Linked DNA regions of Homo sapiens: region 2 is linked to region 1. Evidence: chromatin contacts called from ENCODE Hi-C or POLR2A ChIA-PET data. All regions are on one chromosome and are shown on one strand. Each heading gives the region's core, a stretch centred on a gene start or an enhancer-like site at or near the end of the contact. The rest is flanking DNA. Distances are from core to core; before and after follow the strand shown.

Region 1 (5,570 bases), core at 620-3,119:
GCAGTGAGCTGAGAGCGCGCCACTGCTATCCAGCCTCGGCGACAGAGCAAGACTCCATCTCAAAAAAGACATTCTACTGAGACTCTTGCTGTGTCTCCTGTGGAAGCTTTCCCTCCCTGGGAGCCAGGACCTCTAGACCCACCGAGCCCAGAAGTTGCAGGATGTGAAGTACAAATCCCCTGATCTGGGTCACTGAGACTGATGACAGTGAAGCCTACTCTTACTTCAACCCCTTAATTTCCAGACCCATGAATCTTTTCTCCTGGGAATGAAGCATCATAATGGCAATAGACTTAAGTGGGTATTGTGTCCTGGAGGACAGTGCCCCATGGTCACAGGGCATCGTCTCCAAGCTGACACCTTAGTGACACCTTCAGAGTCCTGTTCCATTGCTCTCTTAGGCCAGCAGCTTCAGGATAGCACAATATATGATAGGACCAGCGGATTCCAGGCCATACATCCGCTTCTACATCTCCTTCACTCTATATGGGCTCCTTGGGTCCCATGCAATGTTATGATGGATCCTTTGTCAGTGGGTCAGACATTGTGTGAGCCCTCAGGTGATGGTGGTGACTGAGACCTTGTGGGCAGGAAAGATAAACCAATACTCAGAATAGGTGCCGATTCGGTCAAGATGAATTGCTGCTCCTTCAAAACTGGAAGAGTCCAATGTATGTACCTAAGTTGCTACCAAGTGACATGGAGTGGTTCCATCCTGGGGGCTCCATGTTGGTCTCTGTTGCGGGCAGGCTGGCTCTTTGGCAGCACAAGCAGCAAGATCAGCATTGGAGGGTGGGGATCTGTTCAGTCCTGCTAGAGCGCCCACCCCCTCAGGGGTAATAGGTCAGGGATTGATTTCTTATGCCTGCTGAGCATCATGATTGGGGAAGACTGGAAGAGACAGCCTAGAAGGGTAATGCTAATTCTTTTTTTTTTTTTTTGAGACGGAATCTCGCTCTGTCGCCCAGGCTGGAGTGCAGTGGCGCAATCTCGGCTCACTACAAGCTCCGCCTCCAGGGTTCACACCATTCTCCTGCCTCAGCCTCCCGAGTAGCTGGGACTACAGGCGCCTGACACCACGCCCAGCTAATTTTTTTTGTATTTTTAGTAGAGACGGGGTTTCACCATGTTGGCCAGGATGGTCTCGATCTCCTGACCTCGTGATCCACCCACCTCAGCCTCCCAAAGTGCTGGGATTACAGGCGTGAGCCACTGCGCCCAGCCAGCATAATGCTAATTCTAAAATAGATCATGGGCTCTGAAACCAGACGGCTTGGGTTTGAATCCTGGCTGCTCTGTCACATAATAGCTGTATGACCTCAGGCAAGTCACTGAACCTTCCTGCATCTGTTTTCTCATCTCTAAAATGGAACAACAACATCCCCACCTCATGGGGTCCCTTAAAATAGTCATTAAATGACAACATTCTGTAAAATGCCCAGGACAGTGCCTGGCAGAGCACTCAAGATTTATTAACAAGCATTTGATCTGCTGAAGGCTTTGGCAAGAAGCTCAAGCGTCATTGTGATGTATGATGGATGACGGATGAATGACTCAAGGTATCACTGTAGATAGAACAGGGACAGGGGAGATATGACCACATGGATTTGACACATGAGCAAACTCCCAGCCTCCTCCTGCCACTTGGGAGGCTGGAAGGATGGTGAGTGGCTCTCAGCTCTCCTCAGTCCTTCCCTCCTTGATTCATGATTAATTCCTCCAGGGCTCTGTAGAGTAGGCATTTGACATACACTTCTGGATCTGGGATGAGCTTACAAACCACTGGAGCTTGAAGGAAAGGCTATTAATGGAGCCGCAGCCATAAATCTGGGCTGGCAGGGACTTGTGGACAATGTGCTCCACTTCTGGCCCAGCTCCAGGAATTCCTGCAGACACAACTACTGCCCTATTCATGAATATGATGAGTTCATTGAGGACGATACCGTTTTCCCCTCGTGGCTGGAAGGAATGTACTCACAGAAGAGCAAATCAAATTCCCTTACCAGGGATGCTCAGAGAGATGCCTGTAGAAATAGACTTCAAACAGTCACTGGATTTTCTTCTCATATAAGGAAAGATAAAGGATTTAAATATTCAGAATGTCCACAGAAATTCTTGTTCAAGATGGTAGAATGAGAAGTGACATTTTCTATTTCTTCTTCTTCCACATTTCCTGGAAATGACATAGAAGTAGTAAGAAATAGAATAAATCTTTTCTTTTTGTGAGAGACAGGGTCTCGCTCTGTTACCCAGGCTGGAGTACAGTGGCAAAATCATGGCTCACTGCAGCCTCGAACTCCCAGGCTCAAGTGATCCTTCTGCCTCAGCCTTCCAGGCACACACCACCATGCTCAGCTAATTTTTTCTATTTTTTGGTAGAGATCGGGGTCTAACTGTATTGCCTGGGCTGGTCTTGAATACCTGGCCTCAAGCGATCTGCCTACCTTGGCCTTCCAAAGTGCTGGGATTACAGGCATGCATCATGGCGCCCAGCTAAGAAATAGAATAAATACTTAAGAGTACTGGAGAGCAAGAAAATGGTGCCATCAGTGGATCAGAATTTTGAGAAGCCTCCGGAAGCCTATAAGCAGATGCGATTGCAAGGGTGGAGTAGCTGGAACAGAGAAAATCACACCCCAAAACAGCAAAGGGGCGGGACTACAAAGAGGACGAGAGATTCTTCCCATGGGGTTCTGGGATTATGGCACAGGACACCAGGGGAATAAAATAAAGGACATAGAGGAGCTAGGAGGGCCTTTCCCCCTTATCTCATGCTTATCTTAAGGGTCCCCAGCTTGCCTGCCTGCTCCCTACTTCTTCCCCATTTAGTTATTCATGTATTGAACACTACTGTAGCCCTTCCATGTGTTTATTGAGCTATCATTACATTCCAGACACTGAGCCTTGTGCTTTACGTGTATTACCACTTTAACGCTCATCTTAGGATGTAGATATTATGATCATCTCCATTTTACAGGTACAAAAGCTGGAGCTTTGTAGAAACTAAGTAGCATGCCCAAGGTCACATAGCTAGTAAATGGCAGAGCTGATGTCTAAACATCACTTGACCCTCCAAACCTATTATCTGAACTACTCCACTAAATAGCTTTTTTTTTTTTTTTTTTTTTTGAGACAGATTCTTACTCTGTCACCCAGGCTGGAGTGCAGTGGTGTGATATCTCGGCTCACTGCAACCTCCACCTCCTGGGTTCAAGCGATCCTCCCACCTCAGCTTCCCGAGTAGCTGGGATTATGGGAGCAAGCCACCACACCCGGCTAATTTTTGTATTTTTAATAGAGACGGGGTTTCACCATGTTGACCAGGCTGGTCTCGAACTCCTGACCTCAAGCGATTCGCCTGCCTCAGCCTCCCAAAGTGCTGGGATTACAGGCATCAGCCACCACGCCCAGCCTAAATATCTGTTTTATCTGTGAGGAGGGCAAATAAAAACTAGAAACAAAATTGCAGAAGAAATATTTAGCCACCCAAGAGAGCCACTGGCTTCCCACCACTGTAACTCTATCCACTTACATAAAAATAATGTCTTAAATTATACAATGTTCCTATCTAGTTATAAAAATGGCTCCCTTAAGTTCATTATTTAGAAACATTTAGTTGGAGATATTTTGATGTGATTAAATGCAATTAAAAGTTTCCATTAATTTACAATAGCTTTATCCTATTGCAGCAACTCATAAAACCAGATGAAAAAGATTTTGCTGTATAATTCTTAAAAGCTCAACAACCAGAAGTCCTTGTAATGTACTCTGAATTTTAAGTATAAATGTCAATTAGGGCCGGGCGTGGTGATCACGCCTGTAATCCAAGCACTTTGGGAGGCTGAGGCGGGCAGATCACCCGAGGTCGGGAGTTTGAGACCAGCCTGACCAACATGGAGAAACCCTGCCTCTACTATAAATACAAAATTAGTTGGGCGTGGTGGCACATGCCTGTAATCCCAGCTACTTGGGAGGCTGAGGCAGGAGAATCGCTTGAACCCAGGAGGTGGAGGTTGCAGTGAGCCGAGTTCATGCCATTGCACTCCAGCCTGGCCAACAAGAGTGAAACTCTGTCTCAAAAAAAAAAAAGAAAAAAAAAAAAAAAAGTCAATTAGATCATTAAGGAGCCCATTCCTCTACGCTGATCTGTGCTTTTCTACAACCCTCCTTCTCTCCTCCCTTCCTCATTCTTTTCTTTCTTTCCCCAAAGTAGATATAATAATGGAGCTTACCAAGTGCTGGGCACTTTGCTAAATGTTCTGCTCAGACTAACTTACTTGGTCCATTGAACAACTGTTTTATCCCCGTATGACAGATGTGAAAACTGAGGCTTAGAACTCACAAGGGACTTGCTGGAGGTCAGATAGTTATTATTATTATTTTTGAAACCGGATTTCGCTCTGTTGCCAAGGCTGGAGTACAGCAACACGATCATACCTCCCTGCAGCCTCAAACTTCCAGTCTCAAGGGATCCTCCCACCACAGCCTCTGGAGTAGCTAGGAGTACAGATGTGTGCCACCACGCCCAGCTAATTTTTAAAATTTTTTGTTGAGATGGGCTGCAGGGCACAGGGTGGGCGGTCTCACTGTGTTACCCAGGCTGTTCTTGAACTCAAGTGATCCTCCCATCTTGGCCTCCCAAAGTGTTGGGATTACAGGTGTGAGCCACCGTGCCTGGCCAGATAGTTATTAAGTGTAGTGTAGGGGGCCTGGGCACAGTTGCTTATGCCTGTAATTCCAGCACTTTGGGAGGCTGAGGCAGGTGGATCACTTGAGGCCAGGAGTTTGAGACCAGCCTGTACAACATGGCAAAACCCCATCTCTACTAAAAAATATAAAAATTAGCCAGGCGTGGTGGTGCACACCTGTAATCCTAGCTACTTGGGAGGCTGAGGCAGGAGAATCACTTGAACCTGGGGGTTAGAGGTTGCGGTGAGCCAAGATCGTACCACTACACTCCAGCCTGGGGAACAGAGTGAGACTCTGACTCAAAAAAAAAAAAAAAAAAAAAAGAGAAAAGAAAAAAAAGTGGAATGTAGGGTTTGCTTCTACTTTGTAACAAACCACCTTTGCATTCATGGTTTAAAACAATGATTAATTCAACTCATGATTCTGCAGTGAGGCAGTTTGGTGGCTCCTCTAGACTCCATGGGACTTGCTCATGTGTCTTCAGTCCACTGAATCATGGGGCACCCAGGCACCTGGTCCCATGGCATCTGAACAGGGGTCAAAGGCAGCAAGAAGAAGCCACAAACCTTCTTGAGGCCTATACTTGGAACTAGCATAACATCATTTCTGCTACATTCTGGTGGTCAAAGCAAGTCACAAGGCCACACAGATCCCCAGGAGGGGAAAATGAACTCTTGATGGGATGTGCTGCAGTCATACTGCAAAGGTGCATAGATACCGGGACGGAAAATATTGGAGCAACTTTGGCAAACCAGTTGCAACTGGGTTCAAATCCAGGTGTGTCTGGTGCCAAAGCCCTTACCATGTTGAACAACAATTTCAAAGGGGTTTCAGGCATATATAGTCAGAAGGTCCTGTTAAATCATTTATATCCACGGCGT
Region 2 (5,453 bases), core at 927-3,426, 190 kb after region 1:
TCTTGGCCCAGTTACCTAACCTCTCTGAGCCTCTGTTTCCCTCTCTGCAAAATAGGGGTACAGTCTGTGGGAGGGTTGGAGAGGACCTACAATGACTGGCACATAGTAGGTACTCTATGAACAGCCCTGTAGAGAGACAGTTCAGGTCCTCCCTGGAGTCAGCCTGTCTGGGGTTCAAACCTCAGCTCCAACACTGACCGAGTAGTATGACCTCGGACAAATCACTTTTCCTCTCTGGACCTCGTCTTCCAAATACTTCACTTGGGGATAATATTAGCACCAATTACTTGGCTGTAGTAAGAACTAAAGGAGGCAGTCCGCATAGTAAATCCTCCATCAACACGGGCTTCTGTGACTTAGGGTGAGCTCCTGGAGGACAGACAGGTGTCCCGTTTTTTCCACCCCACCCCAGAACCTTGCTCAGTGCCAAGCACATAGTAGGGGCACAGATTGCTGAAGGAACTGAGTCTCCATTTCTGTGGCTATTGGGTGCAGACCCGGAGAGCCAGGGCAGGTTTCCAGAATGCCCTCCCCCAACAGGCCGACTCTCCCGTGTTTGTCCATCTCATCTCCCAGCTAGCTGGAGGCAGAGCAGCAGCCCAGCCCTGGCCTTCTGTGCCCAGCCTGGTGGGGGCCAGCGGCAGCTGCTCCTCCAGGGGAGCGCCTCCTGATGGAGGCTGGAAGGAAGGGAGGGCTGGGGAGGTGGAAGCCCCTCCAAAGTTAGCCCAAGGCCCCCAGGGGAACATGCCCAGCCCTGGCCTTCTGTGCCCAGCCTGGTGGGGGCCAGCGGCAGCTGCTCCTCCAGGGGAGCGCCTCCCGATGGAGGTTGGAAGGAAGGGAGGGCTGGGGAGGTGGAAGCCCCTCCAAAGTTAGCCCAAGGCCCCCAGGGGAACATGCTACTCAGAAAGGAGAGCTGGGGTTCAAGTCTACCAACCCTACTTATAGCTGTATGACCGTAGACGCCTCGCTCCACCTCTTTGAGCCTTGCTTCCTGTACCGTGGGGCTGGTGGCCTCATAAGGTTGTTAGGAAGCAGGTGAAGCATGAAGCATACAGTAAGTGCTCCATAAATGTACCGGTCATTGCTGCCCCTCTGACTTGTTGCAGTATAGCACCTGTCTTCTACAGATGGGGAAACTGAGGCCCAGAGAGAGGCAGTTACTTGTCCAAGGTCACAGAGCCTGTCTCTTGCTGGTTCCAGCTTCGGCCTTAGCCATTCTCCCTGCTCAACCCAAAGCTCAGCAGGGATGGGCTCCTGGGTGGACCAGGCAGGGGGTTCCCTTGGGCTGAGGGGGCAGGAAGGTAGGGGTGGAGGAAGGGTTCAACAAAAACAGCCCCAGCTGGGGGCTGTGGCTCACGCCTGTAATCCCAGCACTTTGGGAGGCCGAGGCAGGCGGATCACTTGAGGTCAGGAGTTTGAGACCAGCCTGGCCAACATGGTGAAACCCCCTCTCTACTAGAAATCCAAAAAATGTCCGGGCATGCAGCACACCTATAATTCCAGCTACTCAGGAAGCTGAGGCAGGAGAATCACTTGAACTTGGGAGGCAGAGACTGCAGTGAGCCGAGATCACGCCGCTGCACAGCTCCACTGCACTCCAACCTGGGTGACAGAGTGAGACCCTGTTTCAAAACAAAACAAAACAAAACCAGAAACAGCCCCTTTGCTGCAGGCCTCCGGGATGCCAAACACTTTGGTTGTTTTCTTATTAATCCTGAAAACACTATTAAAATGGTATTATTCTTAGCATTCCCATTTTACAGATGAGAAAACTGAGGTTCAGAGAGTTGCCTAAGCACACAATGGGAAGAGGGAGGCTCTTGACCCCAGCCCCAGATCTGTCTGTTGAATGAAGGAAGAGATAGTGTCCCATTCAGGGGTGCACAGCGAGCTCTGTGGTTTGGTGAGTTCAGTCTGTCTCCCCGACCCCCAGATGACAGGTGAGAGGAGGACACAATGCCAGCAGCTCTTGGGCTTGGGATGTCATAGAAACTTCCAAAGAAAGGGGAAGAGAAAGCCCAGTCACCCTCGCCCCACCCCCACAGGTCGCAGAAGCGGCTCAGGGATGGCAAATGGGCGTGGAGGTGGCCTCCGCAGCCCCAGGGGGCAGGGCAGGGACGCTCTGTGCCAGATGGGGGTGCCAGGCGCTGCCTCCAGCGACCACGCCCACAAGGTGCTCTGCTGCCTGCCGGACCTCTGCGCAAGTGCCTTCGGGCCGATGCAGACGCCCACTGCGCCACTTCCCCCGGGCTCCGGGGACCCCCTCCATCCGCCCGGCCTAGCCCTGGAGGCGCGACGCCCCGTCGTGTACCGTCTGGAGGAGGTGGCGCGCTGCCTGCACCTCCTGGAGCTCTCCAGCTCCGAGGGTCCCCGCTGCAGGCCCGGAGTGTCTGCCGGCCTCCAGGTGCACAGGCTCCAGAGCGCCCCGCAGGGGACTCCGGGAGGCGCCTCTGCCTCCGATTCCCCTAGAGGGGACCGGCCAGTCCCAAGGTCCAACAGGAAGAAGGCAGAAAACCCCATCCGAAAAGGTGAGCGCCTTTCGGGGGCTTTCTTCCCTCCATTGGACCCACAGATTCTAGGCACAGTTATCCCGGGGGGCATCCGTGGGTCTGCATTCTCAGTATTGCTGTCCACTTGCCCTGTGGTTTCTGACAAACTCCTGGCCCTCTCTGACCCTCAGTTTCTTTATCTCTGCCACCAGAGATAAAGAGATTGGACTTTGGTTTTTCACTCTTAAAACTGAAGACAAGACCTCATTTCTGTGGGAGGAGGGCTCCACCTGTGGGATTATAAGGACAGCATCTGGGCCATACAAATCTTTTCCCTTTCCCTAAAAAAACTAGCTACGGAGCTACTTCTAGGGTTACAATATCTAACTCTTACAAGAATCCTCCCCGGGAAATGCTGTTACTCCATTTTATTGAAATGAAAACTGAGGCCGGGCACGATGGCTCACGCCTGTAATCCCAGCACTTTGGGAGGCCGAGGTGGGCGGATCACTTGAGGTTGGGAGTTTGTGATCAGCCTGGCCAACATGGTAAAACCCCGTCTCTACTAAAAATACAAACATTAGCCAGGCGTGGTGGAAGGCACCTGTAATTCCAGCTACTCTGCAGGCTGAGGCAGGAGAATCGCGTGAACCCAGGAGGTGGAAGTTGCAGTGAGCCGAGATCGTGCCATTGCACTCCAGCCTGGGAGACAGAACAAGACTCTTGTCTCAAAAACAACAACAACAACAACAAAAAACTGAGCTTATAGTGAGTGGGTTCAAGTTGCAGAAATGGGATTTGAACCTCCACCCTCCTTCCAGGCCTGTCTGACTTTAAAGCCCCGTGCTTTTTTCTGCTAATAATGCAGATCGTCTCCATGAAAGCCACACAGGCTGGATTCTCAGCAGGAATGGCCAGGGGTCCTACCTCTTGTCGGTGCCACCCATCAGCTCTCTGAGGCCACTGCCCTGAAGGATCTTCGGCGATCCCTGGGGAACACCTCTCAGCTGATGTGGACAGGGCATCACTGGTATAGCCTCATGCCATGACCCAAAGCTTCCAAATGGAACGGAGGAGGGCCCCCATCACAGAAGTCCAACAGGGACCCCTGGATTGGGCGTGAAAGAGTGAGAAGAAATGGGGGTTGTGTGGGGAATTGGGTGTGGGAGTGTTCCTACCAGACTAAAGAACTGATGGGCGAGGCCAGGTGCGGTGGCTCATGCCTGTAATCCCAGCACTTTGGGAGGCAGAGGTGGGCGGATCACAAGGTCAAGAGATGGAGACCATCCTGGCCACAATGTGAAACCCATCTCTACTAAAAATAGGAAAAAAAAAAATTAGCTGGGCGTGGTGGTGCAAGCCTGTAGTCCTAGCTACTTGGGAGGCTGAGGCAGGAGAATCACTTGGACCCGGGAGGCAGAGGTTGCAGTGAGCCGAGATCACACCACTGCACTCTAGCCTGGTGACAGAGCAAGACTCCATCTCAAAAAAAAAAAAAAAAAAAAGAAGAACTGGTGGGCCAGGTGTGGTGGCTCACCTCACACCTGTATCCCAGCACTTTGGGAGGCCGAGGCAGGCGGATCACTTGAGGTTCAGGAGTTCGAGACCAGCCTGGCCAACATGGGGAAACCCCATCTCTACTAAAAGTACAAAAATTAGCCAGGCGTGGTGGCAGGTGTCTGTAATCCCAGCTACTCGTGAGGCTGAGGCATGAGAATTGCTTGAACCCAGGAGGTGGAGGTTGCAGTGAGCTGAGATCGCGCCACTGCACTCTAGCCTGGGAGACAGAGTGAGACTCAGTCTCAAAAAACAAAAAAAGAACTGGTGCAAAGGCCCGGAGGTAGAGGTGAGCGCCCTGGCTTCCACAAACTCTAAGCAACCAGTGTCACAGGTGGAGAGCCAGCTGGGGCAGTGGGCGGGACGCAGACCATGCCAGGCCTTGTAGGTCATTGGACTTGACCCTGAGGGCTCTGGGGAGCCAAGGAGGGGCTGCAAACTGCAAAGGATGTGGTCAGCTTTTCCCTCTAGAGCTGCACTGTCCCATGTGGCAGCCGCTAGTTAAATAAATTTAAATAAAACTAAAATAATTTAAATAAATTAAATATTAAAACAGTTAATTAAATAAATTAATTTAAATAAAACTAAATGAGAAATTCTGTTCCCTTGTCACACGTGCCCTGTTTTAAGTGCTCAATGGCTACTTGTGGCTACCCTATTGGACAGCACAGATAGAGAACATTTCCAGCATTGCAGAAAGTTCTGTAGACAGCACAGTGCTAGCGTTCACGCAGGGTTCTGGGTGGGAAGTGTTTTGTGGAGGAGACCAGTAAGGATGGGTTCTAAGGATTCAGGGAGAGATGTACGTGCCCAGTGCCTTGCATGGTCCCTAGAACACAGTAGGTGCACAATGAAAGGCCACTGAATGGATGAATGGCCTGGATCAGAGTGGGATGGTGGGATGGAGGTGAGAGGATGATGGCAAGAGAACTTCAGAAGGCTAAATTTGTTGTTGTTGTTGTTGTTTGTTTTTTGGGACGGAGTCTTGCTCTGTTGCCAGGCTGGAGTGCAGTGGCGCGATCTCAGCTCACTGCAACCTCTGCCTCCCGGGTTTAAGCGATTCTCCTGCCTCAGCCTCCCGAGTAGCTGGGACTACAGGCATGCACCACCACGCACAGCTAATTTTTGTATTTTTAGTAGAGATGAGGTTTCACCATGTTGGCCAGGATGGTCTCGATCTCTTGACCTCGTGATCCGCCCACCTCGGCCTCCCAAAGTGCTGGGATTACAGGCATGAGCCACCACACCCAGCCTAAATTGATGGGCCTTGGTGACTGGTGAAGGATGAGGGAAGCACCTCGGTCTGGCTTGGGCAGCTGAGTGGACAGTGGGGTGTTTCCTGAAATGGGAACCCAGGAGGGAAGTCAGGTGTCAGGACGGGGATAAGCTCCACCTGAGGGGCCTGTG

The links. A loop is a pair of places that touch in the nucleus more often than their neighbours do. ChIA-PET counts read pairs that join two places held with the same protein, here RNA polymerase II (POLR2A). Pooled maps may share reads with other maps.
Region 2: a loop to region 1 is called in a pooled map, with 2.8 times the contacts of the local background. The contact joins two enhancer-like sites. A Hi-C loop is called at or near these places in 7 of 50 pooled maps. POLR2A ChIA-PET finds 5 or more read pairs at or near these places in 3 of 52 experiments (H1 and WTC11).

Annotation. Positions count from the first base shown.
Region 1 is chr12:108,951,673-108,957,242 of GRCh38, reverse strand. All of the region lies in intron 6 of SVOP (SV2 related protein), which reads left to right. Among named protein-coding and RNA genes, the nearest start is that of SVOP, 67 kb to the left of the region's middle. Within about 2 kb of position 1,869, at least 2 of the 41 ENCODE cell types and tissues checked have a DNase peak (open chromatin) inside an H3K27ac peak, as active enhancers do.
Region 2 is chr12:108,765,639-108,771,091 of GRCh38, reverse strand. No RefSeq gene overlaps it. Among named protein-coding and RNA genes, the nearest start is that of CORO1C, 37 kb to the right of the region's middle. RefSeq lists an enhancer at 215-715 and a silencer at 2,273-2,342. Within about 2 kb of position 2,176, at least 3 of the 41 ENCODE cell types and tissues checked have a DNase peak (open chromatin) inside an H3K27ac peak, as active enhancers do.